Linked DNA regions of Mus musculus: region 2 is linked to region 1. A link is a contact called in ENCODE Hi-C or POLR2A ChIA-PET data. All regions are on one chromosome and are shown on one strand. The core of a region is the stretch at or near the end of the contact, and the rest is flanking DNA. Distances in the headings are between cores, read along the strand shown.

What was found. Hi-C counts contacts between places; a loop is a spot of excess contacts on that map. ChIA-PET counts read pairs that join two places held with the same protein, here RNA polymerase II (POLR2A).
Region 2: a map of heart shows a loop between it and region 1 (4-fold over the local background). The contact joins the promoter of Pygb here to the promoter of Entpd6 in region 1. A Hi-C loop is called at or near these places in 12 of 37 maps with a recorded cell type or tissue (CH12.LX, T-helper 17 cell, T-helper 2 cell and 4 more). POLR2A ChIA-PET finds 5 or more read pairs at or near these places in 2 of 5 experiments (Patski and embryonic stem cell).

Annotation. Positions count from the first base shown.
Region 1 is chr2:150,746,447-150,751,374 of GRCm38, forward strand. It overlaps Entpd6 (ectonucleoside triphosphate diphosphohydrolase 6), which reads left to right and starts at 2,635. Exons shown (of 14, transcript NM_172117.5): 1 at 2,635-2,787.
Region 2 is chr2:150,784,904-150,789,831 of GRCm38, forward strand. Pygb (brain glycogen phosphorylase) reads left to right here and starts at 1,893. Exons shown (of 20, transcript NM_153781.1): 1 at 1,893-2,207. The coding sequence starts at 1,965. Gm30141 (a long non-coding RNA gene) reads right to left here and starts at 1,849. Exons shown (of 3, transcript XR_375102.4): 1 at 1,068-1,849.

The DNA.
Region 1 (4,928 bases), core at 1,385-3,884:
CAGCTGAGCAGACAGCATGCAAGACAATGGCTCTCTCTATTCTTAGTCACTGAGGATGCTAAGATAGGTCACATACTCATTGACTTCCTTAGTCCACAAAGCAGGGCCAGTCATACATAGCTGCTGTCAGAACATATGCCTACATTCTTGCTCTGCGCACATCTCTATCTGTGTCATCTCCTCCAGCTTCGGAGCAGATGCTTCTCAGCATCTTCCTTCTAAAGGGGGAAAGCTTCAGGCGCATCCTGATGATCCATTTAGCCCTTCAATAAATATTTTGAATGCTTTCTTAACTTGGGTTTCCCTGCATGCTGTTTGAGAAAAGAGTGTATAAAGAAGTTATTTCACTTCGTGCTCCCCCTGAAATATGGTTAAGGAAGAAGGGAAGGAAGCCTGGGGAGAAGCCACTACTATGGGCAACGAGGGCTCATCCTGCTGTGGACTCTGTGAAGGGCAGACAGAGATATTTATCTACACTCAGTTAAGAGCTGCTATGAAGCATATGTACTGTCCACTGCTTACCACCTTGTCTCTGCCTAAACACACAGCATGGTAAGACTCAACAATCTACATCAAATGTATTTATATCCTGTAGATAAGCAGCCAGGGACCACAGCCTCCTAAGCACATAGCTAGCCATCCCCCTCTTCCATTAAGATCCAGAAAGGCTGCTAGGATAAAAAATGTCTCAACAGTACCTGCCATCTACTTGTACCTCAGAATTTGAAAAGCAGACCACTCTGGATTTTATTCGTTTATTAAGAGGACTCTTAATGTTCTGAACTAAAGCACTGGAGAAGACACTGTTTCAATAAGAACTCTTTCTCAAGCTCCCTCCTGCTCAAGATGTTGCCGAAGGTTGTTCCAAGACAACAGAGAACTTGGCTGTAGTTGCTTCTGGGAAAGTTAGCCTTTATCTCCTTTGCCATCTAGATTGTGCTGGCTGTCATAAGCACTAAAGAGAACTGCAAAGAAATGGCAGTCATAATGGGATCTCTTTACTACCATTAGAATGTCTATACCATAGGCAGGGTCAGGTTGTAGGCTCCTTATATGCAAATACCAGGTGCTGGGCAAGCACTATTGCTCAGAGCAGATGACATCATTTGCTCTTGGGAAGCTTACACTTCAGTAGTAAAACAGAGAACAAACTGTTGGGCATGACTTATACTGTGAAGGAAATACACAAAGAATGGTAGAGAATAGCTCGGAGAGGTCCACTGTAAATGAAACAGTCTGAGAAGGTGGCATTATGTTATTTTAAAAGTGAGAAAAGATCTACAAAAGGAAATGCCTGAGAGAATAGCTTTCCAAGTAGTGAGTATGACCACTTGTAAAAACTAAGACAAAAATTCTAGAGAATTTGAGAGAAGTATTGTGAAAGTGGAGAAGATGGTAAAAGATGTGAAGGCAGAAGACAGAAGCAGGGTCCTTACAGGTCCACGAACAAACTTCAAAACACTAGAAAATTAAGTCAAAACTGTGAGGTGCAGTTTTTCTACTACAAGTTAGCAAAGAACCCAGCGTTTGGAAGGACTCCACCGTTGAAGACGTGGGGAACCCATGCTTTCACACATTATTTGTAAGAGTGTTAATTAGTACAATAACTGAAGAGAAAATTGAGTCGTATCTCTGGAGTTGTATTCAAAGAGCATATAGTTTATCATAGCCAATTCCAATACTAAGACTCTCTCCCACAGCACATCCATAGTGAGTAGCAAGATAGTCAGTCCTTGGGATGCTGTAGTGCTATGTACAACAAAACAGCCAGGGAAGTGGGGAGGGGAGAGCTTTTAAGATCCGCCAAATAAGAGACCATATAGACTTCCGTTGTAATCAGATCTTGGTGGTTTTATTAAAGTGAGACAAGGCAAGGTCCAATGAGCTGCTCACATGCTGTTTACAATAGTTTCGCGGGACTAATAGCGATTGCCAACCCTACTCTCACACAGTATCCCCGCACTCTGTGGTTAGCATCCACCCACTCACTCCCTGAGTACCCCATCTTTTCATTAGAAATCCTTGCTTTTAGGCTTTCCCAGCCGATAGACAGGGATGTCCTCCAGGAACAAGACCAGTGTCCTGCACCCCAATGTATAGATGCCATCACGTGGGCAGGAAGAAGCGGAGTCCTGGTTCGGTGGGGAAAAGACAACTTGGGAGATATTCAGACAAATGAATTAGGGACATACATCCAGAGTCTCGCTGCAGTTAGGAGCTGACAACCTTGTGGCTTCTAGGAAGACATCAGAAAATATGGCCAAGGATAAAGGACGCTTGATAGCACCGCATTCTCTATTGTGAATGCATATCCTATCACGAATTCCCTTGAAAGTAAAAGAAGCAACTCGGGTGTGGAGGGATGCAGGAGGAAAGCCTACAGAAGGACGAGGTGATGGATGAGATTGAAGTAACTCCTACTCTAGTCAAGACAAGGCTCTGTTCCTCCCACACCTCAGGACTTGTTAGAAGGATCCAAGATAAGCAGGAGCTCCAGAGCCCCCTACTGGCAGAAAGAAAAATAAACACCCAAAGAGCACATGGCTATTGCGCCTGCGTGGCTGGCAAACGCCATGGCACACGCGCATCAACGCCGTCCTGCCCACCCGGTGACGCAAAGTGCACGTAGGCGGAGACAGCTTCTCGGCGTCTGCTGGGGTTTGCTTCCACGCGTTAAGGCTCTGTTGACGCGGACCGGCGCTGGAGAGCTGGGCGCGCGGTGTGTGGTCGCTGTCTGCCTCCGGCTACGCCACTACCTCTCCTGCGGGGCCGAGGGAGCCGTGCAGGGTAAGCGGGGCCAGCGAAATGTGCTTGGCCCGGAGGACTGACTACGGTTGGTCTCCCCACGCGCGCGAGGGACGGGGTTCCCCGTGGTGCAGTTCCAATGCCTGATACCTCCCTGGGCCCGGAGACAGCTCCGGGGGGAGGCCTCGGGGTCACTTGCGCTCTCGGTCCATTCAACTGGCTGTCTTTCCGACCCTGCTGCGTAGCCCTCGCACGTCTACAACACACCGTGGGACTCGTGAGCTATGCTGTAGGCCAAGCAGCAGGGGTCTCTGCCCGAGTGTAGCCCACAGCCCTGCCGCGTCCATTCATTCTGCTGGCTTGTGCTGACCCGCCCCCAGCAGAACCAGGCCCAGGCGCCTCCCCTTCTGCACTGGATAGCCCAACTGGGAGGCTCAGGAAACCGGGGAAACCCTGTGTTCTGATTGTGTGGAAGGTGGGAACGGTGGTGACATGGAAGAACTTACCAGGGGTCAGGGTGGTTCCACCTGAGTTGGTGTGTGGCCACAGGTGCTTCAGGTTAAAGGAGAGAGAAAGGTCCAGATGTAGACACCCAGAATGTAGGACAGGGAGTCAGTGAGAACACATTTTTATTTTAAAAGCATCAGGAAGTAATTGGTTTTGAGACAACATTGCTGAGTAGGTCACAGTGGACACAGCCCTTCACCCTGAGAGTATATCCCCCCCCCCCCAAAAAAAAATCAGTCACCTGAAAATACCTGGTCCTTTTGTGTCTCTGCAGATCCTGTGTGGTGAGGGGCGTAGGGAATGCTCATAGCCAGAATAGGAAACTCTCAGACAGTGAGGAAGGAGCTTCCCTAGGGAGAGGCAGAGGAATGTGATTACAGGATCTCTCCTGGGGTGCTGCAGAGCCATGAAGGGGGCTGAATACCTAGCGTTGAGGGGAGGTTTCCCCATCCCTGTTACCAGCGTTTTAACAATGTCCTTGAAAATAATGCAGCAAGCATAAAGGTAAGTCTGAATATTGCCCGCCCCCCTTCTCCTGCCCTGGAAGAAGTGTAGACTAAGATGGTGTGTATCTGAGTCCCATCTGGAGCCTCATGGACAGAACGAACCTGAGAGTTACACAGCTCTCTCTCTGTGTACTTAGGTCTGGAAGAACCTACTGGCCCATGCAGGCATAGCACCCTGCAAAAGAATCAGGAGGAGGCAGTCTTCACCGGACTGTTCATCTATCTATATCTATATCTATATACATATAGATATAGATATAGATATAGATATATGTGTTTTTTTTTCTTTCTACAACTACCAGGAGAAATACATGATGCTTTGTTAATATGCTTTATTTTTGGACACATGTGTAGCATGTGCAGCAGTCATTTCCCACATAGCTTGGTTCCTGTCTTTTAATGCAAACCTGAAAAGATCTGGCAGCTGCCAGTTTGAATCAGATGGAGCCTATTTCTGAGATCTAGCCTCCCCTCCTCGCTCGCCCTCTAACATTCTCTGACTCCCGCATCTACCTGACAGGAGGTGGACCTCCCCAAGTCACCTCTGCTTGCCTCTGTGTGCTGCTTCCTGTTCCGGTCCACTTCCTGCTCATTCTCCACTTGGCTGTAGTTCAAGCTGCTGCTTCTGCAAACGCTGTTCGGCAAAGTGCAAACTAAGGTTGAGCTGTTCTCGGTGAGCTTTTTGGGAGTCTGATCAGTATACCACCACTGGGTGTGAGACGTAGCTAGAGAAAAGTAGTCCTTCGTGCACTACCCCTTAGCTGTGGACAAACACTTCAACCCGACAGAAGAAAGTTGATGTTTGGAGTTGAGCCTCTGAAACATGGACACCCTGTGGACCAGTTTGTCTGGTTCTGGTCCTGTACCCCCTGGATATGATGTTCTGTTTGGATTGTTCATATCATCCAGAGCTTGCTGATATGTAAATGCAGTGATTGTAAATGCAAATTGATAAGTGTTGTCAGGTTGTATAAAGGTAGAGTCTTGTATTTCCAGGTTGGTGTAGGGCGCTCAGAGCACATGATGAAGATGTTCGGGCTGGGGAAGGCAGTGGTAGTAGGATTTTAGCAGAGGTTTTAGGATAGGGTCAGAATTGGACAAAATTGGCCCAGTTGATGGCTGAACATTCTGGGAATGGACAATAGTGTGTGCGCAAAGGGCCTGGGATGT
Region 2 (4,928 bases), core at 643-3,142, 38 kb after region 1:
GAGTAGGGGAAAACATTCCAGTGTGTTGTCTCCCAAGAAGTCTGCCACTGAGTAGAGGTTGAGGTAAATTAACTTTGGAATCATCAAACCAGGAACAACTTAATTTGCCTTTTCTAGAACTGGCACTGGAATGCAGGGTATCCATTGTGCAAACCACACTATTACTGAGCTACACCTCCAGTCCTACACCTGGACTTTTATGACATCCCCTGTGGCAACCTTTATCTCCATAAGCAGGACCGTCTGCATCCCCATCAGCTAACCTAAAGAGGCAAATGAAGGCAAGTCACTGACCTCACTATGTGGGGAAAGCGTCTCCACAACAAGGGAAGGCAGTTCTTCTGGGGCCAAGGGAGTTTACAGGAGGCAGCACTGTATATCGATGACCAGAGGGTCTCATCCCAGAGCTCCCTGGGAAAGAGTGCCAAGCGGCAGCTTTGAAAGCTGCTCCCCACATATGGTGAAGGGTTATGTGTCTCTGTCAGAGAGGCTGATCTCTAGCTATAGGGTATTCCTTCAAAAACTATATATATTCATGTATGAATGTATGTCTGTATAATTTTATGATAGCTTGGTGTCTGGTTATGTAGGAGTCAATTGGATTAAAGTTTTACTTAGGTAGGTTGAGTCCTGCCTTGTTAAAAAAAAAAAAAAAAAAAAAAAACCACCCACCCTTTATCTGGAAAACAAACATTTGCCAAAACTGCCTGAAGGGAAGGTTGTCACAGAGGACTAAGGTCATGCTGAACCTCCTCTTACAGTTTGCTAAGAGAAAAGTTCTTTTACAGTCCAAGACTACTGTTATTTGCAATTCCTGTATGCCTTTTTATTGCTACCTGCCTGATACATATTATTGAAATTATAATGTATTCTTATATAAAACCATTTGTTTCTGCAATTTATGTTGCTGTAAACACTCCTAACTAAACTCCCTTAATGATTAAGGGATTCAGAGACCACTCTGAGATGGTCCCCTAGGCAGGCAGTGTTGCCTCCTGACCTATAAACGGTAAGAAATTTGGGCTGGCCTAAACCCTTTCAGAACCTCAGCTTGCTTCCCTGCTCACCAATGAAATGTTTCTCCTTCTTCTCCTTGTGCATGGCTGACTTCTTTCTGGATGGAATTTTTCTTTAACAACCAGAAAGGTTGTGATTGATAGTAGCCTCTGCCCATCCTTGGAGAGAATGCTGTATACTTAATTTGCAGCAGATTTTTTGTGTTTGTCACTGCAGCCTAGACTGGCGATTTGTATTTTGAGGAGTTCCATGCAGTTTGTTCTCCAGAGCTGAAGTGGTGTCATGGAGGCACAAACATTGATATGACTTATGAATTTTTAGTTTTTGCACAAACAACGTTTTTTTCTTGCGTGTGTTTTCAGAACCACCTGTCAGCTTGGCGACGAGTCCCAGCAGGTATTGGGGGCTGTCTGTCAAGCGTGTGCACACTTCTCTGAACGTTTAACAGAGCTCAGCTACACCTGAGCACCCAATGCAGTCCTAAAAAGGGCATCTGGTGATTCTGTGCAGAGCCAGTCCCTGCAGCCCCGGAAACTCCAGGAAGTCCCTGAATGGCAAGAGTTTGCCTTCCAGTGTGGCAGGCGCAGCCACTGGTTCGGTTTCTACTTTTGCCTCATAAAAGTGGTAAATCTTAGGTATGGGGAAGCTGCAGTCCGGTTTTTCCAGCCCCAGACACACCAGTAAAGGAATAAACCATTTCCCCTCGAGCGTCCACGTTCTCTTCCCGGCTGAAACAGCCTGATTGACGGGCTCTTTCTCCGAGGCTCCGCCTCCAGATCAGCCCACGCCCATCCACAGGGCCCGGCCCTCTCGCAAAGCGCAGGCGCAATCCGTATGAGCCGGCCTCCGCTGCAGTCCTTGGCGCCAGAGACACCGCAGCATCCCAGCGCTAGAGTCTTCTCTGCTCGCTCCAGGGCCGTACCCTGTCCTCTGCCTCTTCTGGCGCCATGGCGAAGCCGTTGACGGACAGTGAGAGGCAGAAGCAGATCAGCGTGCGTGGCATCGCGGGGCTGGGCGACGTGGCCGAGGTGCGGAAGAGCTTCAACAGACACCTGCATTTCACGCTGGTCAAGGACCGCAATGTGGCCACGCCCCGCGACTACTTCTTCGCTCTGGCACACACAGTTCGCGACCACCTAGTGGGCCGCTGGATCCGCACGCAGCAGCATTACTATGAGCGGGACCCCAAGGTGAGCAGCCCGCCCTCCCTGGGAGGGAGACCGAGCCCAGGGCAGGGCGGGTCCCGCCCCCCCCCCCCTCCCAAGTATCGCCCACGGGCCTGGTCCCTGTTGCACCACGGTCACCTGCGACCAATGAAGAGACAGTAGAGTTATGCATCCTCCTTCGAAGGACCGGTGCATACCCTCTCTTTCGGGTTTCGTTTTAATTGAGACCCATCCCCCTGCTCCCCGGCCCGCAGTCCCCAGTCCCTAAGTATGGCTTTGAGTGGCCCCTTGTCTTCCACCGCAGTCAGTCCCCCACCGGTACGTTGTCTGGAATCTGGCTGTATGGAGCCAGGCCTCTGCCCACGGCGGAGTTGCGCATCCCAGAGAAGTGCTCTAGGGGTCTGCTCTTGCCGGCGGATTTTCCGGCTGTTTTCCAGCTGTGGACTTCCGAGATGGCTTCAGAGTTCATGCTTCCTCTACTCCCCCACTCCCCTCCCCCTTTTGTTTTTCTGCAGCCCCGAGCGAAGAAGATGGGGGACTGGAACTAGATCCGGTAGTTTTATGAGTCGGAAAGGGGTGAGATCAGTAATCTGCAGGGAATTGCCCCGCCCCGTGCTCCCCACCCTACCCCCTACTCCGAGACTGATGAGAAGAAAATCACTTGTAATGCCTGCCTGAAACAGGAGAGGGTCCGAAACTCAAAGATGGAATCCTCGTGGGGAAGGCTGCCTTTGAGGTTTCCACCTTGACAAAACTTGTTAGCAAGTTGCTTTAGAAGTTGTAGCATTTTTTCTGTTTTGCAAACCTTTATTCTTAGTAGGAAAACAAAATACACTGAACGGAGCCTTTGACAGTTCTCACCACCCCAACCCCCAAAACTTCTCAGCTCTGTCTGCTGGACTGCTAACTCTGTGCAATTAAGCTGGCTTCAAACCCACGGAAACCCACCAGCCTCTGCCTCCAGAGTGCTGGGATTATTAAGGCGTGTGCCAGCTCCACCAGGTCCCCCAGTCCTCCTTATTCTGTTCCGTTTATGTTTCCAGGTAATTGCTGTTCCTAAATACACAGGTATGCATATTTGTATGCTGCACAATTTTGTGGCTTTTATTTCATCCGAAACCATTTGTGGCTTCACTCATAAACAGGGCTCTGGGTCAGTAATACATACTGGTGCTTTTAAGCTTATGCAGGTATCATATTTTTACACATCCCCTGTTGCAAGAATTTCTCTCTCTCTCTCTCTCTCTCTCTCTCTCTCTCTCTCTCTCTCTCTCTCTGCATTTGGTATGGAGAATTCTGCCTATCTTGTATTAAGACAGAGTGAAAACTAGCAAGGAAAAAACTCTTGCCTATCTGGGGCCAGTTAGTGATGATCTGATTTGCCATAGAAATCTGGGCACCCAGCTGGGCGGTGGTGGCGCACGCCTTTAATCCCCACACTTGGGAGGCAGAGACAGGCAGATTTCTGAGTTCAAGACCAGCCTGGTCTACAGAGTGAGTTCCAGGACAGCCAGGGCTATACAGAGGAACCCTGTCTTGAAAAACAAACAAACAAACAAAAAAAGCCAAAAAAACCAAACCAAACAAACATACAAAAAAGAAATCTGGGCACCCAACAGCTGTCTTAGTGACAGAGCTTTTTAGAGTAATTTTTTTATAGGGCATTAAAGTATATTTGATAATTGCTAAGAGTAAAAATTAATTGCTTTCCAAACTCATTCTGGGGCTTTTTCCCTTCCTGAAATAAAGATGCTGAGGACAGGCTGTTAGAATGCTAGTTGGGCTTCTTCATAGTTAGTATGCAAGGCAGCTTCTAAAGAAGTGGCCCCAAATGGCTAAAACAGGTTATTGCAACAAGGGCTTGGGATCACTGCCAGGGAAACTGGCCAGGAGCAGCGGCTCCCCCAGAATGCCTTGTTAGTAGAAGAGCTGTGTTGCTCAGATTCACTGGTGTTGTTCAAATAGTGGATGACAAGGGATCCAGCTTTGCCTGCAGTTCAAGGTCATTTCTCAGGAGTTGGAGGACACTGTAGGACTCCTGTTGTGGTGAGTCCAGAGATTAAGGAAATGACTCTCTGGGCAGCAATCTACCCAACAGGTACGATGGTGTGTTCCTGTAGACTCAGCTGCCCCAGAGTTTGAGGTACCCTTGGCACAATCCCCTGTCTCATTTAGGAGACAGGAGAGATAGCCCAGCATAGCCCAGCTTTGGGTGTTTGATACCCTGGTTTTCAGTGTTTGTCTGAGTAACTGATGCTGACAGTCAGCCAGTTCACCTCTCTGCACCATGTGAAGAATGTACTTCCAACAAACCACGTCAGAGCCATCCCAGGCTCTGGCAGTGAGTGCCTGGGGGATGTGACCCTGCTTGGCTCAGGCTGGAAGCAGGATGGCCTGTTTGATACAGCAGTGCTTTTATTAGTTCTCCTTTTACAGATATGCAACTTCACACGCATGCTGAGGGGAAGGTTAGAAAACAGTGATGAGCTATCAGGGCCATGTTAACTGTAGTTTCACAGATTACATTGGAAGCGTGGCTCAGTTTGTTTTCTGCATCCTTTCTCTGCACTGGCAAAAACATTTGGGGCTTTTTTCTAACTTATTTCTTATTATATGTAAAACGTGTGTGTGTGTGTGTGTGTGTGTGTGTGTGTGTGTACACGTATGTATGAGGCAGGTGCATATCCTACCAAAATCTGTGTTCAGGCCAGAGGAGAACTTTGAGAATTCAGTTCTTTGCATGTG